2 separate regions of the Homo sapiens genome follow, and region 2 is linked to region 1. Evidence: read pairs that join two places in POLR2A ChIA-PET (ENCODE). Cell type or tissue: MCF 10A. All regions are shown on one strand. Links, peaks and the distances in the headings refer to the core of each region. The heading gives the core; the rest is flanking DNA.

Region 1 (5,381 bases), core at 66-5,065:
ATTAGATAAGGCATGTTCTCCCAGAGACCTTCAAGTCTGTTGAGAAGAGGCAGACGCAACCAGGAAATGCCAGCAAGAAGTTTCCAAAGTGAGGAGATTTGATATGAGCAGAGAACCTCCTGAAAACACTTTTGTTGCCTTCCAGTCAAAAGGAGTCAGAGGGATGGTCCTGGTCGCCCTTGCTCTCCTGGGCGGGTTGAGGCAGCCCAGCTTCAATCCTTAAAGAACTGTCTGTGCACAGAAGAGATGCTGCCTCCTCAGGACTCGGAGCCAAGGGCAGCTGGCTGCCCTATCTCGGTCCTTTCCTTCCCTTGGGTGCGTCTGCCTGTCCCACCGCCCTCCTCTTACCCATCCAAGTCTCCTCCCAACCGGAACTTTACCCCTCCCAGGGTCACACTTGGTTTCCTGACACGCGGGTATGTCCCTAATTAAACAGTTTCAGTTCCCTCTCTGGCCTGGGGTTTCCAATAACAAAGCCTGTGGCATCCAAAGGACACTTTCTTTTGGACCCAGGTCTTGCTGCTGGGTTGGAGCCCTTGTTTTTGAGGTCCACTCCGGTCTGAGGCGCTGCCTGTACCTTTGCAGACATAGGTTCCATCCCCTGTGAGGCAGGGGGCTGTTTGTCCCTGCTTGACATGGCTACTTGGCTCACTGGTCTAATTCACTATGGATTCTGAGATGTCTCTTTCTTCTATTCATTATATCACAGCAGCTTGAGCAGCCAAAGGATCAAATCTAAGCAGGACGTGAGATGTACTTCCTGCCTTAGACTTGTCCTCGTTGGCAGCCAGGCTGCTGTAGAGGCAAAAGGCAGAACATTTTACTGAGTTCAGTGTGTAGCTGAGTAATAGATCCATTTTTAGGGTGTTGGGTCCCAAGGCAGTGGTTGAGCTGGGTCTCCAGGGATTTACAGGATTGAAGAATAACAGCAAAAACAACAAAAATCGATAAATGTAAAATGCTATATGCTGGTGAACAATATCCCGTAAGTTCATTTAAAACAGCAAATATTCTGTATAATAACAATTTCTAAAATGATTTTTTAAAATGATTACTTTTGAATTGATTAACCCAATTCTTCAAACTATGAATAGTCCTCGGTATTGCTGAGTTTGTTTTACCTCTCATCCTGATCTTTTTGCTTTCTACTCTGAGCTTGAAAATCAACAATTAAGCATCTCTGTGTGCCAAGGAAATTAGGTGAAGCCTACTGCCATGGATCCTGCCAGCCATGCCAGGCCCAGAGGCTTCCTGCCACCTGAGAGGAGCCATTGAAGACCTCCTTGGGTGGTCAGAGCTTAGGGAAAGGCAGAAGTGGGTTTATTTCAAAGGTAGGCTTACGCTTTGGGGCCTTTCTCTTGTACCGGCCTCTCCCCAGGCCCTGTACCTCACTTTCAGTTTGTAATTTTGTGTTCCTTTTCTTTAAAAGGGCAGAAATTATATGGGCTTGAGGACTCGCTGAACCTGGGTCTACCCTTATGAGGGGTGAACTCACTTGAGGGCCAGGCAAGAGATCCTGCCAGCCCTGGGCTCCTTTTGGGCAGCCTGCCCTGAGTGGGCAGAGGCTGACCTGTAAAGCCGTATTGGGTGTAGTTGCCATGTCAACAGGCCCAGGGCAGTGACCAAGGACCATACTGGGGAAAATATCCCAGGGCCCAGGTTACTGCTGGAGAAATTTGAATGGCCAGAAGCAATCCACATTTTTTCTTCTTTTTTCAGAGACAGAGTCTCACTATGTGTCCCAGGCTGGACTCAAACTCCTAGTCTCAAGCAGTCCTCCCACTCAACCTCCTGAGTAGCTGGGATTATAGTCGCGTGCCACTGCATCAGCCCACAATGGACATTTATGCCCCTCACTGAGTAACCAAAGGGAGGTGCTTTTTGATGGAGTATTAGAAAAACAGATTCGCATAAACCATGGGCTGTGAGGTAGGGCTGATCATCCATCTGGTCACTTGGAGGAGGCTACCAAGGACTCCTATCTCCCTGAGTTTGCCCACATGTGACCGGATCCTCCTGATTTGGAGGACTTGTCTTTGGGGCTCCCTGTTCTTTACACGTCTTATTCAGGGTTCTTGTTGCTAGTTTTTGTGGTTTCTTGAGTCTTAGCTGTTTCTCCAGGACTCTGGCCAAGTTCCTCGATTCACCGTACCTGCACGGAGGGCAGGGAATGTAAATAGTGTATAGATTTTGAACAATATTGTAAATGCTTTATGGATTGTGTGTTACAGAGAGTAGCTGAGCTGTAAAATTGGGATTAAACCAACGTGTTTACAGAAATGTTCTGACTGTAAAATTTCTGTGCTTTCTTAATACAGCCTTTGTGATGCAGATCTTTGAGTACTTGGAGGGTGCTTCAGAACTGGGGACTCTGAGACCATCTCTGGCAGCCTCTTGTGAGCATCTGAGCCAACATCTTGGTTGCATTTTCTCCACGTTGGAGTGACTCTTCTTGGGCATGCCAGCTTCTTCTTTGAGTCTGTAATGCATTCCTGACCAAATACCCCTCACATGTGCCCTTCCATGTGAACAGAAACGCCTCTCCCTCTGAGGTGAAAATGGTGCTGTCAACACCCTCCTCAGAGGGCACATGCCTTGTGAGTGAGAGTGATGGAGCTCCGCCAGCAGCCATGCTCTCCACCCTCCTCACGGGGAAAGGCTGCTCTTTACTGGCCAGCCCTCTGGAAATGTCCCTCTGAGTCACTCTTAACAAGACAGGAGAAAGCAGTTTCCTGCTTTCACGCCTTCCCTTTTTTCTTTTCTCTCTTCCTTCCTTCTTCCGTTCCTCTTCCTTCCCTCCCTCTTGACCTTCCTCTCTCCCTCCCTTCTTTCCTTCCTTCCTGTGGCTCTCCTTTGTGAGTGACCTACCTCCGCTTCCTACTCTGTGACTTTGCACATTCAATCATTGCCTGGCTCCACCAGCAGTATATAAGGTGAAAGAGGATCCTGCCAGCTGTTCTAGGCCCAGAGGACACCTCTCTCTCTCTCTCTGTCACTCACACACACACACACACACACACACACTCTCTCTCTCTCTCTCACACACACCCACTTATTGATGGGGTAATAGGATCAAGAGGTAGCTTTGCATCATCAAAAAGAAGTCAGTCATTCTAGCCTGGAGCTTTAGAAGACGAAGTAAAAAAGAAGTCAGACAGTCCTAGCTTTGAATCCTGGCCCAGCCACTTACTAGGTGGGAGACCTTGGGTAAGTCACTTAACCTCTCTGAGCTTCTGTTTCCTTCCTTGGGTGTAGAATGGGGATAAGAAGCCTGCAAGAGCAGAATAAGGATTCAAAGCTATATAGTAGGTGCTCACTAAATAGTAGATATTTGTATGATTTGAAACTGTCCATAATTGTTCCTGTAGGCTTTAAGAAGAAAACACCCAGAAATGAGTTGTATCATCTGAGTTTGTGATGGATGCATATTGGTAGGAAATAAGTGAGACAATATTTCAGAAATTGGCATAAGGCCATGGGAGGTCCAGCTCAGAGATCACTTTGGACTGGTCTTGGCTTACAACCCACTGAAAACCAACTCACTGAGGTTCATTTATTGGGAGGTTGATTATAGTTAATTAATAAACTAGGATTGAAATAGGCCTATTTTTAGTACTGCTATTTTTTTTTTTTTTTTTGAGATGGAGTCTCACTCCATCACCCAGGCTGGAGTACAGTGGCACAATCTTGGCTCACCACAACCTCTGCCTCCCAGGTACAAGCGATTCTCCTGCCTCAGCCTCCCAAGTAGCTGGGACTACAGGTGTGTGCCACCACACCTGGCTAATTTTGTATTTTTAGTAGAGACTGGGTTTTACCATGTTGGCCAGGCTGGTCTCAAACTCCTGACCTCATGATCCGCCTGCCTCGGCCTCCAATTTTTTTTGAGACAGAGTCTTGCACTGTTGCCCAGGCTGGAGTGCAGTGGCACAAACATGGCTCACTGCAGCCTCGACCTCCCCAGGCTCAAGCAATCCTCTCACCTCAGCCTTCTGAGTAGCTGGGACCACAGGCATGTACCAGCACAGCCGGCATATTTTTAAATTTTTTGTAGAGATGAGGTTTCGTCATGTTGTCCAGGCTGGTCTCAAACTCCTGGGCTCAAGCAGTCCTCCCGCCTCGGCCTCCCAAAGTGCTGGAATCCCAGGCATGAGCCACTGTGCCCCGCCAAGTTTTGGCACCACCAGACTCCAGACTGCTGTCCAGAACTTGTGCTCTGCTCTGCATTTTTTCCTAGCCTTGTCTGCCATCATAATGTTCATTTCCACATTCCATTTGCTCTCAGCTGACTGTAAATAACGCCAAGAAGCAACCTGGCATACAAACCCCTCCGAAGGGATTAATAACTGTTAATAATAATACCAGAAAGCAAGCACTTTACAGAATATATTATTCCTAATCCATATCATAATTCTACATGATAGTTTCCTTTTCTCTATACTTTCATACAGATGAGGAAACTGAGGCTGAAACAGGCAATTAATTTGTGCAGGTGGCACGTTTACTACATGGTGGAACCAGGATCTGAACTCAAATTTGTCTGTGAATGTTTTCAGAATATTCACCTACATGTTGCCCAAAGTCAAGGCTGCCCTGGGGCAGTGTGTATACCTGAATGACAATCAGTACAGGCACTGAGGGAAGGGAGAACCGATGCTGGAGAGGCAAGCATAACTGCCACTGTTAACTTTGTGACCAAACTTCATGTCTTGTGGCCTAAAGGACAATCGTATCCCTTCTGGGGGAATTTCCCCACCTCCATGTTGAAGCCAAGGATGACTAGTACTCCATGGAAAAGAGGTCAACATGATAACCAGGAGATGTGGTCATGGGGCATTAAAAGGTTCGAAGCTGTTCCAGAAAGGATGTCATTGATGTGGAATACAGGTGAGCCACTTGGTCCTCAAGGGAGTGCCAGGGAGGAGAGTAAACACCACCTGGCAGGCCAGGTGTGGTGACTCACTCCTGTAATCCCAGCACTTTGGGAGGCCGAGGTGGGTGGATCACCTGAGGTCAGGAGTTTGAGACCAGCCTGGCCAACATGGAGAAACCCCGTCTCCACTAAAAATAAAAAATTATCCAGGTGTGGTGGTGCATGCCTGTAGTCCTAGCTGCTTGGGAGGCTGAGGCACAAGGATTGCTTGAACCCAAGAGGTGGAGGTTGCAGTGAGCCAAGATCATGCCAGTGCATTCCAGCCAAAACAAAACAAACAAAAGACCACATGGCAGTGAGGAGGCTCCCATAGTGATCCCAAGCAACGTGTGTTCCATCCCTGTGGCCTGCTAAGTGAGGTTTCCAGCAATTCAGTTGAGGCTGCTGGCCAGCCGGGGCTTCTGTTATTGGTGCCCACACCATTTGGTTGGCCCCTCCAGGAGAAAGG
Region 2 (5,381 bases), core at 156-5,155, 100 kb before region 1:
TTTATTGCCACATTACTTTCTCTAAAGGTTTTTGAAAATCACGCCATCACTACAGGCAATGTATGAGTGCCCATTCCCTGGCTTCCTCATCAACATTGCCTACGTTGAAACAGAAGTTTGGGCTCTAGGCATCAGATTTAAATCTTGGTGCTACCATTTGCTAGGTGAACTGTTTCCGTGATATTAAAAAAAATCTACACTTTAGCATTGTTGTCAATATTAAATGAGCTAGTCCACATAAAGTTCTTAGCCTATACTAATCACTTAATAAATATTACCCACTATTAAATTTTGCCAATCTGATGGTTGAAAATTGTATCTCATTTGGATTTGTATTATCTGCAATGACTAAGTTTTAAATTATCATATCAGTCTTTCCCAGGTTCTCCTATAAATTTCTATTTTCTTTGCCCATTTTTCTAATGAATTGTCTTTCTCTTAATGATCGTACATTAGTGAAATTCTGTGTCACATGTCATGTATGAGAAATATTTTCCCAGTCTATTATGGTCTTTTCATTTTGTTTCTAATTGATATTGCCAAGACTAAATGTTTAATTCTTATGTAGTTGAAGATACATATCTTTTCCTTTTGGCCTCTGGGTTCCCTCTCTTGCTTAGGGTTTCTCTGACTCTAGATATATACTAATACTTTTAAAATTTTATTTTTAAAATGTAGGTCTTTATCCATACTTTTGTGTATGATATGAAGGTAGGGGTCTATTTTTGCTTCTTTCCAGGTGATTATTCAATTCTACTGGAAGCATTTATTAAAAAATGAATTTATTAAAAAAATGAATTTATTCAATTCATTCACTTCCCATTGAATTAATACTTTTAAAAAGAATTGTGAGGTAGTCTGGCCTTAGCACATATAGTATAAAATCATGTAATAAAAATAATATGATATTAGCATAGGAATAGTTAAATGGATTACTCAAACAGACAAGTAAAACAACCAGAAATTGATCTAATTCATTAGGCCCTTACATATGGCAATAAGTCATAGTTTTCATTAGATTCTTACAAGAGTCTGTGATCCAAAAATGTTATAATTTCATGACCTAAATAAGAGTTGTGAGTTGTCTGATTTTTATTGTAAAAAAAAAAACACAGATGTAATTTCTTTCCCTGTTATTTCAAAAAAAGAGAGAGAGAGAGAGAGAGAAAAAAAAGTTGTCTAGTAAATAAAAAGCAAATCAATGTTAGGTCTATCCCAAACTTTTCATGGTTCCACACAGTATTCTTGATAATTTGCTGCTCTTCCTCCTCTTCCTCCCTCCCCATGTTTATGGAAAAATTAATATTCCCTAATCAAACATTATTTATAAAGTGTTGGTTTCATCTAGCCACTTGTGAATGTTATAATAATTCTGTAAAGTGAAGAAATGTTACCAAATGCCAAATATAGGCATCTTTTTTGTTTCAAAGCAAGCCAAACCTATAGCATTGTTCTTCCCTAATGCAACATGTTTGAAAATGGGCAAATGGCCGGATTAATTTTTATAGATGTCATTGATAATCAAAAGTTTGAGTTTTGGCATATTTGCTGCCCTTGTTCTTAGATTGCCACCTCAGCTTTTTCAGAGGAACTCAACACTGTACTTTATGTAGATTCGATTTCACACTTAAAATAAAGGTCATCATATGACATCACCTCCCCTTACTCAGAAGGTCACAGCTTGAATTAATTTTTAAAGATTTTCTGCATTTACTGCCTCTGAGAATTCATTAAAAAGAAAAAAAAACTTTAAATGTAGAACCACATGACTGAAGTGAACTCTATCTTGACTTAAAAAGAAATGAGGGGTGGGAGTGTGAGTGTGCACACACACACACACACACACAACCCTCAGCCATTTTCCTTTCTATTTTATTAACATATTATCAATATTTTCTTTCTGCTCAGAAGCCCCAGAACTGATTATCCTTTTATCAACCAAAGCACACCACCTGTGCAAGAAAAGAGGGAATGGACAAGGAGAACAAGAATTTCTCAGCTTTGAAACCCAACTTGGTTCTTTCCACTTGACCAATCAAAGACTCAAAGCTGAAAGTCTTCATAAGTGATTTGGGTGGAGCAGCTTTTGCTGGTCTGTTACTTGTCCCGGTTCATAAACTGCCTATGACATAGTTTCTGCAAAGAACACAGTGTACTTGACAACAGTGTTGAAATAATGCTGAATTTTTAAAAGGGAAAATCACATGGATTCTGTATGGTGCAGGGGTGGTGTAGGAAGGGAGAAAACTAATTTTTTTTTTTCCATGAGATAGGATCTCGCTCTGTCGCCCAGGCTGGAGTGCAATGGCAGAATTTCGGCTCATTGCAGCCTTGACTTTCTGGTGATTCTCCTTCCTCAGCCCCTCAAGTAGCTGGGACTACAGGAGCCTGCCACCATGCCCGTCTAATTTTTGTGTTTTTAGTAGAGACGGGGTTTCACCATGTTGGCCAGGCTGTTCTTGAACTCCTGGCCTCAACTGATCCACCTGCCTCGGCCTCCCAAAATGCTGGGATTACAGGCATGAGCCACCGTGCCTGGCCAATTTTTGTTATTTAAACCCAAAACCATACAGCATACCCCAAAAGTGGAAACTAGAGCTTCAAGAATCTTCATCTGAAACACAAACTTCTTCTGGAGCACCACTTTTTGATAAGTACAGCAACTGCAGAAGAGACTTTCCATTGAGGATTCCAGTTATCAAATCTTTTTCTTGAGTGGAGAGGAGAGGTGAAAATAAAAAGCTTCTTAGCCCGCCAGTTAGCCTTAAAAGTGGAAGCACCTGGAGGAGCATCCAACCTGCACTCCAGGGAAATCCACCACGCTTTACCTTTCCACCCCAGTGAGTGATCCAAGAGAAGGTAATTACGTTATTGCGCCAGCAAAGGAAAAAGCGACAAATCTTTAACCCAGCCAGCCAGCCAGTCCTCATTTTGACTGGTTGATTTTTTTCACTTTTAGTGTATTTCTCAGAATGCCAATGCATGTGATAGAAACTCTAGTTACTGCAAGGAAACAGTCACAGGAAGTGTAGGAAGCAGTTAAAAGAAGCATATGATGGGAAATAGAGGATTTGGTTTCAAGTTGTTTCATGGCCCTGGGGCTGAGCTGAGTTGCAATGGAGAAAAACTGAAACAACTGTGAGCAGAGAGACCCAACCAGTTCTCAGAGCAGAGCCCCCCACTGCCTCCTGGCCCCTGGCCCTGCCTGCTCCATTCCTTCCTCTCCATCTGCAAGGCCTTCTCATCACCTCCTCAGATCCTAGAGTCCTTCACAGCTCTGCTAACAGGCAGTCTTTTCCATAAAACCCTATGAACTGCCCCAGCTGTTATTTTATCAATCTCTGGGGTCTGGTAGCACCATGCCACCTCATGACTCAAGACACAAAACTGTTATTTTTCTCTAACCTCCCGCAGCCAATCCATCAGTGAGTCCTGATGGCTTCCAAACATATCTGCTGCTCTCCATCTGCACCACCACCACCCGAGTCTACGCCATCCTTACCTCCAACATAAACCAGCACATCCAGCAGACTCCCTGCGGCCTCCTCGTCTGTCTAAGATTATTCCCCAGGTGGCTGCTAGAACACACTCTTTAAAAGACGTTAGATCTTGTCAATCCCCTGTTTAATACTCCAAATGGCTTCCCATCACACTTAGAATAAATTCCAAAAAAACAAAACAAAAGTATACTTTTAAAAATCCGGCTCCTATTCCTGTGTGTACCCTTCTGTTCCCCTGTAGGTAGCCACTTTCACTAGCTTGTGATGCTTCTTAAAGCAAATGTGAGCAAATAAGAATCTCCTCTCTTTCCCCCTTTATTACACAGTGGAAACATATTAATACGATACATGTTCTGCATTTTGCTTGTCTCACCTAACATATTTTGTATCCATATCAGAATATAAATCAGTATCTCATTTCTTTTCTACAGCCATATAGAATTCTACTTTGGGGATATACCATAATTTATTTAACCTATCCCTTTTTTTCTTCTTCTTTATTTTATTTTATTTTTGAGATGGAGTCTCGCTCTGTTGCCCAGGCTGGAGTTCAATGGCACAATCTTGGCTACCTATAACTTCCGCCTCCCAGATTCAAGCGATTCTCCTGCCTCACCCTCCTGATTAGCTGGGATTACAGGCACGTGCCACCATGCCTGGCTAATTTTTGTATTTTCAGTACAGACGGAGTTTCACCATGTTGATCAGGCTGGTCTCAAACTCCTGACCTCATGATCCACCTGCCTCGGCCTCCCAAAGTGCTGGGATTACAGGCATGAGCCCCCGCACCTGGCCTAACCTACCCCTTTCAATGCACACTTGGCTTGTTTCCATCTCTTGCTATTAAAAACCACACTGCAGTGAGTAGCCTTATATGAAGGTTCTTTGGTTTGTGTGCAGGTGTATCTCAAGGAAAAATTCCCAGAAGTAGGATTGCCAGGCCAAAGAGTAAGTGCATTTTTATTCCTAATAGATATTACCAAATTGGATCCCATTGAAGTTGCACCATTTTAAACTACTGTCAACAATACCTGTTTTCTCATAGCTGTACCAATTGAGTGCGTTATCCAACTCTGGTATTTTTGCCAATTTGATGGATGAAAAAATGATATCTCAAAGTAATTTTAATTTGCATTTTTCTTACAATGAATGAAGTTGTGCATCTTTTTATATGTATAAGGATTATTTGTTGTTATGCTGTGAACTGTCTGTTTTATCCTTTGCCTCTTTTTCTATCGGGTTGTTGTCTTTAATTTTCTCAATTTCTAGGAATTCTTTATATATTACAAAGATTAGCCCTTTGTCTGTGATTATCTTGGCACTCAGAGCCCTAAGGGATCTGACTCCTCCTCAGCTCATACGACTCTCTTGCCTCCCTGTTTTGCTCCAACCATCATGTTCTGTGACATCTTTGTTACCTTAACGCCTTCACATTGACAATTCCTTTGCCTGGAATGCTACTCCCCCTATCATCCCACAGCTGGTTCCTCCTTACTTTTCAGATCTCAGCTTAATTATCACACGGGAAAGGCTTTCCCCCATCACCCAGTCTATGGTAGACACCCAATTTCCCTCCATCACATCATTTAGTTTTAATTCTTTGCATGACACTTATTCCTTGATAATATTTTTCTTAATTGTTTTAGTTTGTACATTGCCCATCTTTCTCTAAGGGAGGAGACCACCCCTCATACTTTCTTATGCCCAGTTTCCGCCTCCAAAGAAAGAAAAAGAAAAAACTAAAAGGCAGAAATGAAATCCACAAGCAGACAGCCCGGCGCCACACCCTGGGCCTGGTGGTTAAAGATGGACCCCTGACCTAATTGATTGTTATCTATAGATTACAGACACTGTATAGAAAAGCACTGTGAAAATCCCTAT

Evidence for each region. ChIA-PET counts read pairs that join two places held together with the same protein. Peaks named below come from ENCODE experiments on the same cell type or tissue, not always from the same donor. Only the 100,000 strongest peaks of a DNase experiment are listed, where the experiment ranks them.
Region 2: POLR2A ChIA-PET joins it to region 1 with 7 read pairs; 2 of 35 experiments call an interaction of 5 or more read pairs at or near these places.

The regions. Positions count from the first base shown.
Region 1 is chr1:91,567,239-91,572,619 of GRCh38, reverse strand. LOC102723436 (a long non-coding RNA gene) reads left to right here and starts at 3,107. Exons shown (of 5, transcript XR_007066219.1): 1 at 3,107-3,207; 2 at 4,452-4,887. In MCF 10A, for the core only: no CTCF peak of the experiment used is centred there; DNase peaks (open chromatin) are centred at 2,649 and 3,029.
Region 2 is chr1:91,670,536-91,675,916 of GRCh38, reverse strand. No RefSeq gene overlaps it. Among named protein-coding and RNA genes, the nearest start is that of CDC7, 170 kb to the right of the region's middle. In MCF 10A, for the core only: no CTCF peak of the experiment used is centred there; no DNase peak of the experiment used is centred there.